Linked DNA regions of Mus musculus: region 1 is linked to region 2. A link is a contact called in ENCODE Hi-C or POLR2A ChIA-PET data. All regions are on one chromosome and are shown on one strand. The core of a region is the stretch at or near the end of the contact, and the rest is flanking DNA. Distances in the headings are between cores, read along the strand shown. Region 1 overlaps Zmiz1 (zinc finger, MIZ-type containing 1). Region 2 overlaps Kat6b (K(lysine) acetyltransferase 6B).

Region 1 (5,894 bases), core at 1,269-3,768, 4.1 Mb after region 2:
GAAGCAAAGGTGTTGTAATTCTGCCGTGGAAGAGGGGAGGTTAGCATCCTGCAGCGGGGATACCCTTGCTTCTGCTGACAAAACGAAAGCCCTCTCTGGTCACAGAGCTCCTGTTTTGCAGTTGTCATGGTAGGGGTCAAAGGCAGTGCTCCACATCCCCCAGAGCTCTGGGAACTTGCTGGAACTTGTCCAGATCTCCCCAGGCAGCTCTCCTGGAGAGAGGGAGGAGAGGGAAAATAGACATTGTGGCCCTGTAGCTCCTTGGGTCCCAAGCAGGTCTGGGAAGTTTTACTGCAATGGGGACATTTTCCTAAGACTGGGGCTATGGGGACAGGTTAAAGAGAACACCCCCCCCCCCAGGGCTTCTCACATCCTATTTGTTGCCCCAGGATTTAATCCTTGTCCCCAGGGTCAGAGCCTGAGGCATCTCATGATTTACAGGACCTTGTCTGTCTCCCAAGAGTTTGTCTCTGATTAGTGGAATAGCCATAGACAGAGAACATTCTACAACATCTGGTTCCATCTCTACTTATCCTTAGGAGGACTTTGAAAAATGGTGGTGGTGGGTGGGAGCATCATTCAAAGGGAAAAGAAGCAGCAGCCCCCAGGGCCTGCCTGCTATTCCTTCCTTCCCTTCCTCCTGTTCTTCCCCCTTCCCTCCCCCTTTTCTTCTTTTCTCCTCCCTCCTTCCCTTCCTCCTTTAATCCCTTCCTTATTCCTTCTCTTTCTCCCTCCCCATCTCCATTCTACCTCCTTCCCTTCCTTTCTTTTTCTATTCTTTGCAATGCTGGAGGTTGAGTCTATGGCCTCTGCTCTCAAGCTAAGCAGAAGGCACTTGGCCTTCTGTTTATTGGTAATTGACACAGTAAATAAAGGACTGGGTCCACCAGATACAGAGTAACTCTTCACACCTTCTATACTAAAAAAAAAAAGATAAGACCGGAGTTGGAACCCTCTCTCATCTCTCAGTTCTGCTGGATCTAGACCCAGCCCAATGCCACCACCCAGGAAGCTACCTCTGGTCCCCAGCAGACAGCAGCATGTAGCACAGGCTGCTGAAGATAGCAGAATAAATACAGCCCAACACAAAATTATAGCCACTTAAAACATTAAGAGCTATTTCTGCAGTGTGTGTGTGTGTGTGTGTGTGTGTGTGTGTGTGTGTGTGTGTGTGATTCAGCTATATAGTTTTCAAGTGTAAGCTTTGTAATGACAGTGTTATGTCACGATGTCAAAAGGTTAGACATGCTAGCCTGTGATCACATACCCACAGGTGTCACCTTGCTTGAATGTAAGGGCAGACGGGTTATGTATGAGGGATGTCAATACTGGGTGCCTCATTTTTGTGTTACATGAGCAGCCCAGGACACAGGCTGGTGATGACAGGAGTGGTCATCTAGGAAGTGCTTGAAATCCTGCAGAAGCAGAGGGGTTACCATGAATTTAATGCTAACCTCAGTTACAGAGACCATGTCCAAAACAAACAAACAGTTAGAATCACTCTGTACAGAGCATATTTACCTAGGTTCTTGTCCTAAGCTCGGGGTGTCAAGATGCCTTTGTGGTATACAGCTTAAGGAGTCCTTCTCTTTCTTGGGGTCCCACCTTTCACAGGTCTATTACACAACTCCACCTAGTTATCAGTAGCTAGCTACCTGTGCCTATTTGATTGTGTTTTTGTTTTTTAATTTGGGGATTATGTTTTGAGACAGTCTTACTCTGTAGCTCAGGCTATCTTCAAGTGTGAGCAGCCCAGCGTGTGTAGCTGTTTAGATGTATTAGTTAAAATGAGATGATTTGGGGTTTTCAGTTCCTTAATCCCACCATTTGAAGTTCTTGGTGGATATCATATTGAATGGTGTAGCAACAACGCCCAGAAAGACAGGAGGTTCTGTTGGGCAGTGTGGTGTCTAAGTCACTGAGGTCTCTTGAAGATGTCTTATGAGGTCTGTAGTGGGGGTAGGATCTGCAGCAGGGCCTCAGACTCACCTGCCTGCCTGGCCCCCGTTGCCATCACCACCATCACCCCGACGCATGTAGGCCTCTTAAAACAGGGTCACCCAGGGTATTCCCAAGCCATGTTGGAACGTAATTATGAAACCCACATCTGTAGTTTCCTGGGTGACTTTGGGTAAGTCACTTAATTCATGCTTGTTTCTTGATCGATAAAACATCTGTGCTGCTTGCCTGGCAGGCTGCAGTAGATCACAGGGCTGCGGAGCATTTAGCTCTGTGTCTGGGATATAGTAGTTACCCTGTAAATGACAGCTTAACTCAGACTCTCCTGGAGTTCCAAGCCCGGGAGGTGGGGGTTCTCTCTTGACCCGACTTGCCCATAGCCTTCTCTGGGCCTCAGTTTCCTGTTGTGTACTACTAGCAGAATCTTGGCTGTGCCCCTACAGAAATGCCCATCCCTTCCTTGTGAATGGCCACCACACCCGGGGGAGGTAAGGGGGTGGTCTGAAACCGTGTGGGGAGGAGCGGCGGGTGTTCTTGTTGTCTGCTGTCCTGGTGTAAAGCCACAGGACTGACACTGGTGACTGACCAGGGCTGGGAAGCCCCAGCTCATGTCCCAGCTGGAGAGGAAGTACCCAAGTGCTGGCAGCCGCTTTCATTTCCTTCCTGAGGCTTGAGCTGGGTGGGAGTCTTCATGGGGTTCCTAAGGCCCTCACATTTTTCACACAAGCATTCCCTTCTGGGATCTATGTGTGGCCCATCAACATCTGGAAGCCCCTGGCTTCTTATGCAGAGCGTCTTTGAGCTGAGCTACACTGAGGTGATTCTTGCTATTCAGTACACCTAAAGAGGGTGGTTTTTTCAGTGGGAACCTGGTCAGTTCTAATGAACCATTAACTCTTCTAGCTCTGTAACAAGTCTCTGTACTTGCATATACCTGCCCTCTAGAGGGGTACCACCCTCTTGTTCCTCAAAGGGAGAGGCCTCTTACCCAGGCACTATACTCACAGCCTAGCCACAAACCCTCTCTCTGGTGTCCTCCTCTGCGACTGCTCCATTGCTTAGCGCTACCCTAATTCCCAGCTTCCATTGAACCTGAGAAACCTGGGTGCCTTGCTTGTCCTGGGGTCCACCAGGCCTCATGCCATGAGAAACCTCAGGAGAAAGGTTTGTGGTTTCTCTACAGGGACTTAAGGATAGTTTGGGTGTGCATGCTTTTGTTTTTTTTCCAACCACCATCCCCCAGTGTTCCCAGACAGTCCCAGGGATGCCCTGGCAGAAGTCAGCACTCAACATATAAAATCCCTGTCCTACCCACTGGGCCACACATGGCTGTGACCAGTGGGTCTCCACTAGGTCACAGTGGAGACTAGGGAGGTAACTGGAAGCAGAAGAAGCGCCCAGACATCTTCAGGACGTGAGAAGGACCCTCCCGCTTCCTCCTTTGTGGGCACAGCACAGGGTCTGTCTCTTTCCTGGTCCTGCTGCCACCCAAAGGCCCAGCGAGCAGTAAGCAGACTGTTTGGGATACAAAAGAAATGCCGCTACCAGTTTCCCTCCAGCCACCCATCTGACCTAGAATCAAGTCTCGCCAGGGCCAGGCTGACCAGGGCCTGGTAATCCTCTCAGCTTTTAGTACTGGGCTCTCTCCAGAAAGGACCTCAGTGACTTAGGCAAATCCCTCTTGTCCAGTGGGCGCCCCGGGACCGTTTTCTCTGGGACCGTTTTCTCTGGAGTTACTTCCCAGGTTGTGGGATCTCCCACCTTTAGGCGTGCCCCATGGACTCTTCCCTAAAGGAAACCCAGCCCCTAGAAAGGCCCGTTCAGACCAGCTTCCCTAGTCCTGGGTCCTGTTAACTGAAACTGTGCCGTCCCCCACTCAGACTACCTTAAGCTTGTAAACATCAGTAGTGTGCCACGGTCTCAGCTGTGCCTGCCCCGGGTGTGTCTCGGACATTCTGCTGGGGGCCCAGGCGGCATGCCCTTTCTGTGGTGCTTACTCTGACACATACCTAGTTCCCCCCACCCTGCCTGCTGCTACTGCTCAGTACTCTCGGCAGCTGTGGCTCATCCAGGTTTGTGTGTTCAGCATCCGGGTAGGTGAAATGCAAGCAAGTATGTTTTTGAATGCGTGAATGAACAAAGAGCAGGTTCTGGGTGGGGCCTCTGCCTTCTTGGGAGTTTAAAGTCCCCCCAGTGGGACTGCAAAGCACATGATGTGCAGGGTAACACTCGTATCTGGAGGCGAAGTGGTTAGACCTGTTGCCGAGACTGCATGCATAACACAAGCATTACTTGTGTTTGTGTGTGTGTATAGGGCCATGTGTGTGTCCTTATAGACCAGTAAAGGACATTTCCAAATTGAGTCATAGATGAGGCTCTGGGGTGGTGTTCTTGTGGGTGTGTGCACACTCGTGTGTGACCAGTGTGCCTAGCACAAAGGATACAGCATGTAGGTGTGTCAGTGGATACCGTCGGGTAAGGGCTAGGATGAGCTACCCTGTGCTAGCAAACCCTGAGCCATGCCCACAGGAAGGCAGGCCTGCCATTCCAGTAGAGTATTTCTAAGGGTACTGTTCCCAGAGGTAGCTCTCAGGACAGGAGCAGAAAGCCAGGGTGACTTCCTAGCCTGCTCCATCCTTGGGAATCTGATTGTATATGATTCTCTCAGGCCTGAGGGAAGGGAATCCTGTGGCTTCTCCTTGGCACCCAGTTACCTCTGCCATCTCCAGGAATAGGAAGATACTGTGCACGTCATTACAGTTATCTGTGCAGAGGTCCTTTTCACAGTTTCTTAGCAGAGCATCTGGGCATCCAACAGAGAGGGCTTGTCAGGTCCTCTCCCTGCTTGGCGCCAGAACTAAAGGACCCTGGAAAGACTGGTCTCTGAGCCCTCAAAGTGCAGTCCCTCCAGTCACAGCCACCTGGGTTACGTCTAGGGTAGAAGGATCTCTCTATGGTAATTCAGCTTCTCACCTTGAGTCCTCTTACCACCAGGCACAAGGAGGAACAACACCCGTGTGACCTTATCTTAAAACTGACTCAAGCTCCTGATTGCAGGTTGAGGTCAGAGGTTACCGGCTACCTCCAAAGCTTCCATGATAAGCTGACACAGTAGATGTTGTTAGAGCTCTTCAGAGTCCAGAAGGGACTTTCCTGCCCATGCCGCACTCTCTCCCCAGAAAAGGAGGTATTGTCATGGACTAATGGAGCGTGTGGAGCCAGGGAGTTTGGGCTGTCAGCAAGAGTGAAAGCTCTCTAGCTTTCTCACTTCTCATACTGAGTCTCTCACACCATCAGGAGACCCTTGCAAGCCATATCTCCTATTCCCTGAAACTGTCCCAAAGAATTGGAAATCCAGACAACAGAATTTCTATTGGAGTCCGGGACTTGGTTAGGAGCCCATGTATTAAGGAGAGAATGACACCATGACCCCAAAAGATGATACTCATGACACTCTATCCAATATGGCCCATGTGGATGCCCTGGCCTGTTCACACACGGACAGACAACAGACAGACACACACACAGAGAGAGAGAGAGAGAGAGAGAGAGAGAGAGAGAGAGAGAGAGAGCAAAGCACACACTACTTTTACAAATGCCCCCCAACCTCCAAAGAAAAAGAAAACAAAAGCAGAAGATACAATGTTTCCCACCTTGATCTTTGTCTCTGCATTTAGAAAACTTCATTGTAGCTAAAAAATCTTGTTATTAAACTGATTTTTGTGTTGAACCTTAAGTAACCATGGCTTGCTTGACATACTTCAGAAAACCAAATCCCTGGGAGAACTGGCCTGTTTTCTTGAGATGAATCTTAGAAGTTCCATGGAATCTTAGTTCAATGAAGAATGTTCATTCTACTTCTGGTGGCTTCTGGCATGCTCTGCCCTGCCCTGATGTGCTCTGAAACACACACACACCCCAAACCCCTTCTGGTA
Region 2 (5,749 bases), core at 1,295-3,794:
GAATCCTTCACATACCCTGATGTCAGTAGCCAGGTTAGAGGGCGTACACAGTTTAACTGTAGTCTTGTTTATCGGCTGAAAAGCAATCCCATCTCTTTTATGGCCTCTGAGGTTCATTTTGTGCATAGGCCTGTTCTTCCGCAAGATGACGAGAAAAACAAAATCCATGTGTTTTCTTCCAATGTTTTTCTGTTTTCACTTTTTATTATTGAGCTTTTGATCCATCTGGAGTTTATTTTACTCTAAGGAATGAGGTAGGAATCCAATTTTACTTTATTATCTTTTCAGATGGCAGCCCAGCTGTCCCGTTACCATTCGTTGAGTAATCTCTTTATTCTTCTGTATATGAAATTCCATCTTTCTCCTAAACTAAACCTGTGTGTTTGAGTTTCTTTTGAGGCTCTGTGGTTTAGCGCCCTGAACTGTCAGTGCATGCACCTTCACCACAGGGTTTTAGCTACTGTAGCTTCAGAATGTGTTTTATTACCTGCTAAGTAGGCCAGGCTCCTTTATTAGGTTTTTCAGTCTTCATGAATAATTATACTTGTTTATTTTCCCCATTGTTCCAAAAGATCTTAGATAAGTCAGATCTTCTATTTCCTTTCCACCCCACTCTCATTTTCCTAGGGGCTTTAAAATGTTTATTTTATTTTAATTATTTAAGTTTTTAGATAAGGTCTTACTATGTAGCCCTGGAAGACCTGGAACTCTTAATGTAGACCAGACTGGCCTTGCTCACAGAGAGCCTCCTGCCTGCCTTCCAAATGCTGGGATTAAAGGCACGTGTAGCGTGCATGGCTAAATTTATTTGGTTTTAATTAAGTGTATGTGAGTGTGTATAGTGTGCGCATATTTTGAGTAACAGTGCCTGCAAAGAACAGAAGCACAGGATCTCATAGAGCTAGGGTTCCAGGCATTGTTACTTGGGCACTGGTGGCTGAGCTGGGGTACCTTACACATGTACCCTTAACCACTGAGCCATGTATATACAACGTATAAACAACGTTTAGGTGATAAATGTGTGTATGGGAGGTTGGGCCAGAGGTTAATGGCATCAATGGTGTGTGCTCTTCAGTGTGGTAATGATGTTTGTCATGTGAGTCTTTATCCCTGTGAGTTAGGAGAGTCCTCCTAAAGGGTTTCATGCTGACGTGCCAGGGTGTCTGAGCGCACTGTCGGGTGGTTCAGCAAACATCACAACACGAATAAGTGATGGGTGTGAGCATAAGATAGAAAAGAGGCAGAAATGTGAAAAACCAGTGATCATAGTGAGGGGTATAATAGTGTTTCCTATGTATACTACAGCTAAGTTCTGTAGGGTTGACAGTTTTCCTGCACACTGGGAAGCAGATGTAACTAGAATACGTGGCTGCAGGTAAAAAGGCACTTGTTACCAAGCTTGGAGAGGAGTTTAGTACCTGGTTGGTGTAGAGATGTCATGTTGCAGCCTAAATTGATACTAGTCTCTGGCTTTGAAGTTGCTCTTGTGATTAGGTCTTCGATTATCTTTCTAACATACACACACATATACTTACATACAGACACACACTCACAAACAGTCACACATACAAACTTATATGTACACACTGAATGCCTGTTGTAACTTGGAAGGTTCTTGAACAAAGACAAGATCCAGATCATGTCTGCCTTGAGCTTTGTTATCCTCATACAAGATGTAATTGAATAAAACATATTACCCATCTGGCTGGTGAACCTTAGTGGCCTTAGAATAACAACTTTTTGGATCGTGATGGCTTAAGGTTTTCCGTCCGTTCTCTCTCTCTCTCTCTCTCTCCCTCTCCCCCTCTTTCTTTTTCCCCCTCTTTCTCTCTTAAGTTCAGTTTCTTTTTAGCTGTTGCTAAGAGAAGTTTCACTGACACAAGAGACACAAGGACCTGTCTGCATGCTGCCAGTTGTTTTATAGGCATTTGGCTCTGCCGCCTTGCAGATGGTAAGACTCTGGGTGGTGGGGAACTGTGTGCTGATTATCTTATTGAATTAAGGTAACCTTTTGTTGTCCACTGAAATCTGCAGACCAGTTGGCCAGTGAGCAGCTGCTCGGGGTGGCTTGGTTTGGGGATTTGAGGAACACAAAGACATCTCAAAGGGTGATCATTCTAATCCAGGTATCTAAGAAAGCAGCGCCGAGAGTTTTCTTCTTCTGACACTGTTTATGTTCCCATAGAAGGGAGTGAACAACATTTTTTTTAAACTTTTGCTCAATTATACAGAATGATTAAAACTGATTTATTATTTTGACAACTCGTAGAAAACTACTTTTTACCTAACATAGGAAGCTGAAAACAATATGCTTTCATAATATTTGATGCCAGAAGCATCCTGATTTTATGGCAGTCTGTGTCTGAAGATCATGGTGGAATAACAGGATTGTTTTTATTTTGAGTTTATTATCAACCATTCTAGAAACTCAAAGCTTGCCTTACTGTTGCCATCTGTCTGCAGATCCTAGCTGTATAACTCTGGGCTTGGCTTGTTTTGGTTTTAGTCTGTCACTTCTATCTGGAGTCTGCTCAGTCTGAAACCACTGCAGGAGCCTGCTATTGCTGCCGCTGCCGTTCCTCCTCTTCCTTTTTGAAACAAGGTCTTGCTGTTGCTGAAACTGTATGGCTTTTTCCCCTTCTAGGAGAATGTTTTTGGGATGGATCCTTTTGGTTCTTTATAGCACAGTATAGGTGACCACACAGAGAATGGGATGGCCTGCTTGTTGTCAGAGAGGAATCATTCTGTGGTGGTGGAAGACGAACATCCATCTATTACAGTGTGGCCATTTCTTGTGCCTTAGGATCGTCCTTTGACTTGTAAGTGTACTTTTTCCTTCAGATGTATGTGCTACTAATGATCCTGTCTGCACATAGTTACTAAGCATACACTCTTCTGGGCCGTGGACTTGGCCTCATTTGCATATGAGGTAGGTCTTATTAGCTCTGTGTTAAAGACAAGAAAACATCTCCCTAGGGTGGTTCAGAAGCTGCCGGGTATCACATGCTAATTAGGGCTGGGCATATGGAGTTCCGGGCTCTCAGAGTGCAAGGCTTATATGTCGCACTGCCCTGCTGCTGTGTTAGCATCAGCCCCGTTACCAGACCATACTCTTGGAATCAAACTAAGCTCTCCTTCAGGGCTTCAGAATCTGTGTCCATGCTAATCTTATTGATGATGGTGAAAACAATATAGCATATACGTATGCACATGAATGTGTGTGCATGCATGCATGGTGGGCATACGGAGGTCAGAGGCGGTCTCAGGTGTTGGTCTATACCTTCTGATTTGTTGGAGACACTCTCTTGTGTTAATTGCTTTGTATGCCAGGATCCCTAGCTGACAAGCCCTGGGTAGTCTTGAATCTCTTCCTTCCATCTCACTTCATTGTAGGAGCCTGGAGGTGCTAGCCACATGCTAAGTAAGCATTACCATGCCCGCTTTCCGTGGGTTTTGGGGGATCCAAATGCAAATCTTCTTGCTTGTACCACAAATCTTTTATCTACTGAGCCATCTCCAAAGCCCTGATGAATTTTTTTATAGCGCAAATATTTTTATTGTTACCTATCCTTTTACATATTTTTCTACACACATGTTCTTTGCATAACTACTTATAGTCAAAGAATACATGAGCTAATGAGCATTATGTGTTTTGTGCAGAAATTACCATGGTGAACTGGAGAGATGGCTTAGAGGTTAAGAGCACTTACTCCTCTTCCAGAGGTCCTGAGTTCAATTCCAGCAACCACATGGTGGCTCACAGCTATCTGTAATGGGATCTGATGCCCTCTTCCAGTGTGTCTGAAGACAGCTACAGTATACTCATGTAAATAAAATAAATAAGTTACTATGGCACTTTATAATTATTTTCTATTTTAATTATTTTTTGGGCTGGAGAAATGACTCCGTGGTTAAGAGTACTGGATGCTTTTCCAGGGGACCTGAGTCCAATTCCAAGCACCCATGCGGAGGCTCATAAGCACCTATAATTATAGTTCCAGGGTCTCTGATGCCCTCTTGTAGCCCCCACTGGCACCAAACATACATGTGGTGCACAGATATACATGCTGGCAAACCATCTATTCACATACAATAAAAAAATTTTTAAAGTCTTTTTCTTGTCTTTGGATGTAGGTTCTCGTGTAGCCCATTCTGACCTTGAATTTTTGAAACTCTTAGTTCTTTTAGCCGCATCTGAGAATAAGGAGGAGCTCTCCAAAAGGCATCAGGTTCTGTTAATAAGGCTAGCAACATACTATATATAGTCTGCCCTTACATACCATGTCTCTGATTATTTTGCCACTCAAACCCCTTCCCCCATGAAGAAAAGAACTTGCATGAATGCAAGTTGTTGTGTTAGTTGCTGGTTTATTTAGAAACAGCTTGACACATATTTTTCAAACTTGAATGGTTTTTGGAGGTTGTATTTAGGGTGATCAGGAGACATGTGTCATGTTTTCTGATATGCTGTCAGAGTTAATGCACATAGATTTTAAGCACAGGCCTGAAATTGAAATTCCCAAGGGCAGAATTTGGTTTGCGTGTTAGAATTGGTGATGTTTCAATTTGTCTTCTCCACGTCTTAATTAGGGTGAGTGGCAGAGTCTTTGGATGCTCAGTGCTGTCTCCCCATCTGATAACAGCCACTTGTAAATTGATCCATTTGATAGTTTTGTTGAAGATCAATTGTTTGTTGAAAGAGATCATTTCAGCTGCTATTTCTTTTCTTTCTTTTTTTTTTTTTTTCCCCTTGGTTTTTTTCAAGACAGGGTTTCTCTGTGTAGCCCTGGATGTCTTGGAACTCACTTTGTAGATTAGGCTGGCTTCAAACTCAGAAATCCGCCTCCCAGTGCTGGGATTAAAGGTGTGCGCCACCACCACCAGGTTTATTTGTCCTTTTCTTATGGAGATCATTTTGATCGTCTCCCACTCCTGCTCCTGTTTGCTTGTTCAGACTTGCTCTGTGCGCAGTCCTCTCGTTGTTCCTTCTCAGGGCCCCACCGTTCTCTTCTCCCATAGAGCCTCTTTATTCTTCCCTCGCGTGTACTAACCCATGTAATGCTCCATACAGCAAAGTGTTTGCAAGTAACTCCATGTTCTGGAACCTGTGCTGCAAGTAAGCAAGCCATGCTGCAGTTGCCAATAAATGGTCTGCACCAAGCACACTGTTGTAGAGAAGCTGACACTAAAGTTAGCGAGGGCTGCAGTCCTCAGGCCATGCAGCACATGACCTTCATGTCCTAGCAAAACTTTGGATGTTATTTTTGGAAGTCTCCAAGCCTCCCAGAATTCCAGCTTCTCTGAGCATCGTGTTCTTTATTGGTCTATACTTGCTCATTAGTCCAGTTTAGTGGGCCTTGGCTTTCTAGGCATGGTTTTTCCATGGCACTAGAAAAACTGTTATCCGAATTGCCTACCAATATGTTCTGTGGGTACATGAAACATATTTAATTCAATTTTTAAAAAAAAGTTTCATTTTATCTTCTGTATGAGTGTTTTGCCCACATACATATATGCATATACATATAAATATATACACACATATACACACACCACATATGTGCCTGGTGCCCAAGGATGTCAGAAGAAGGTATCCAAGCATCTGATGTCTTGAAGCTGCTGTTATAGGCAGTCCTTAACCTTTAAGATAGGTGCTGGTAACCCGAACGCTGGCCTTCTTGAATAAAGAGCAGTAAGTGCTCTTAACTGCTGAGTCATCTCTCCAGCTTGCTTTCTTTCTTTCTTCCTT

The links. Hi-C counts contacts between places; a loop is a spot of excess contacts on that map. ChIA-PET counts read pairs that join two places held with the same protein, here RNA polymerase II (POLR2A).
Region 1: a map of T-helper 1 cell shows a loop between it and region 2 (5-fold over the local background). The contact joins two enhancer-like sites. A Hi-C loop is called at or near these places in 1 of 37 maps with a recorded cell type or tissue (T-helper 1 cell). POLR2A ChIA-PET finds 5 or more read pairs at or near these places in 1 of 5 experiments (Patski).

Annotation. Positions count from the first base shown.
Region 1 is chr14:25,612,338-25,618,231 of GRCm38, forward strand. The region is part of intron 6 of Zmiz1 (zinc finger, MIZ-type containing 1); the gene reads left to right. Among named protein-coding and RNA genes, the nearest start is that of Gm45915, 12 kb to the left of the region's middle. Within about 2 kb of position 2,519, at least 2 of the 3 ENCODE cell types and tissues checked have a DNase peak (open chromatin) inside an H3K27ac peak, as active enhancers do.
Region 2 is chr14:21,531,767-21,537,515 of GRCm38, forward strand. All of the region lies in intron 2 of Kat6b (K(lysine) acetyltransferase 6B), which reads left to right. Among named protein-coding and RNA genes, the nearest start is that of Kat6b, 35 kb to the left of the region's middle. Within about 2 kb of position 2,545, at least 1 of the 3 ENCODE cell types and tissues checked has a DNase peak (open chromatin) inside an H3K27ac peak, as active enhancers do.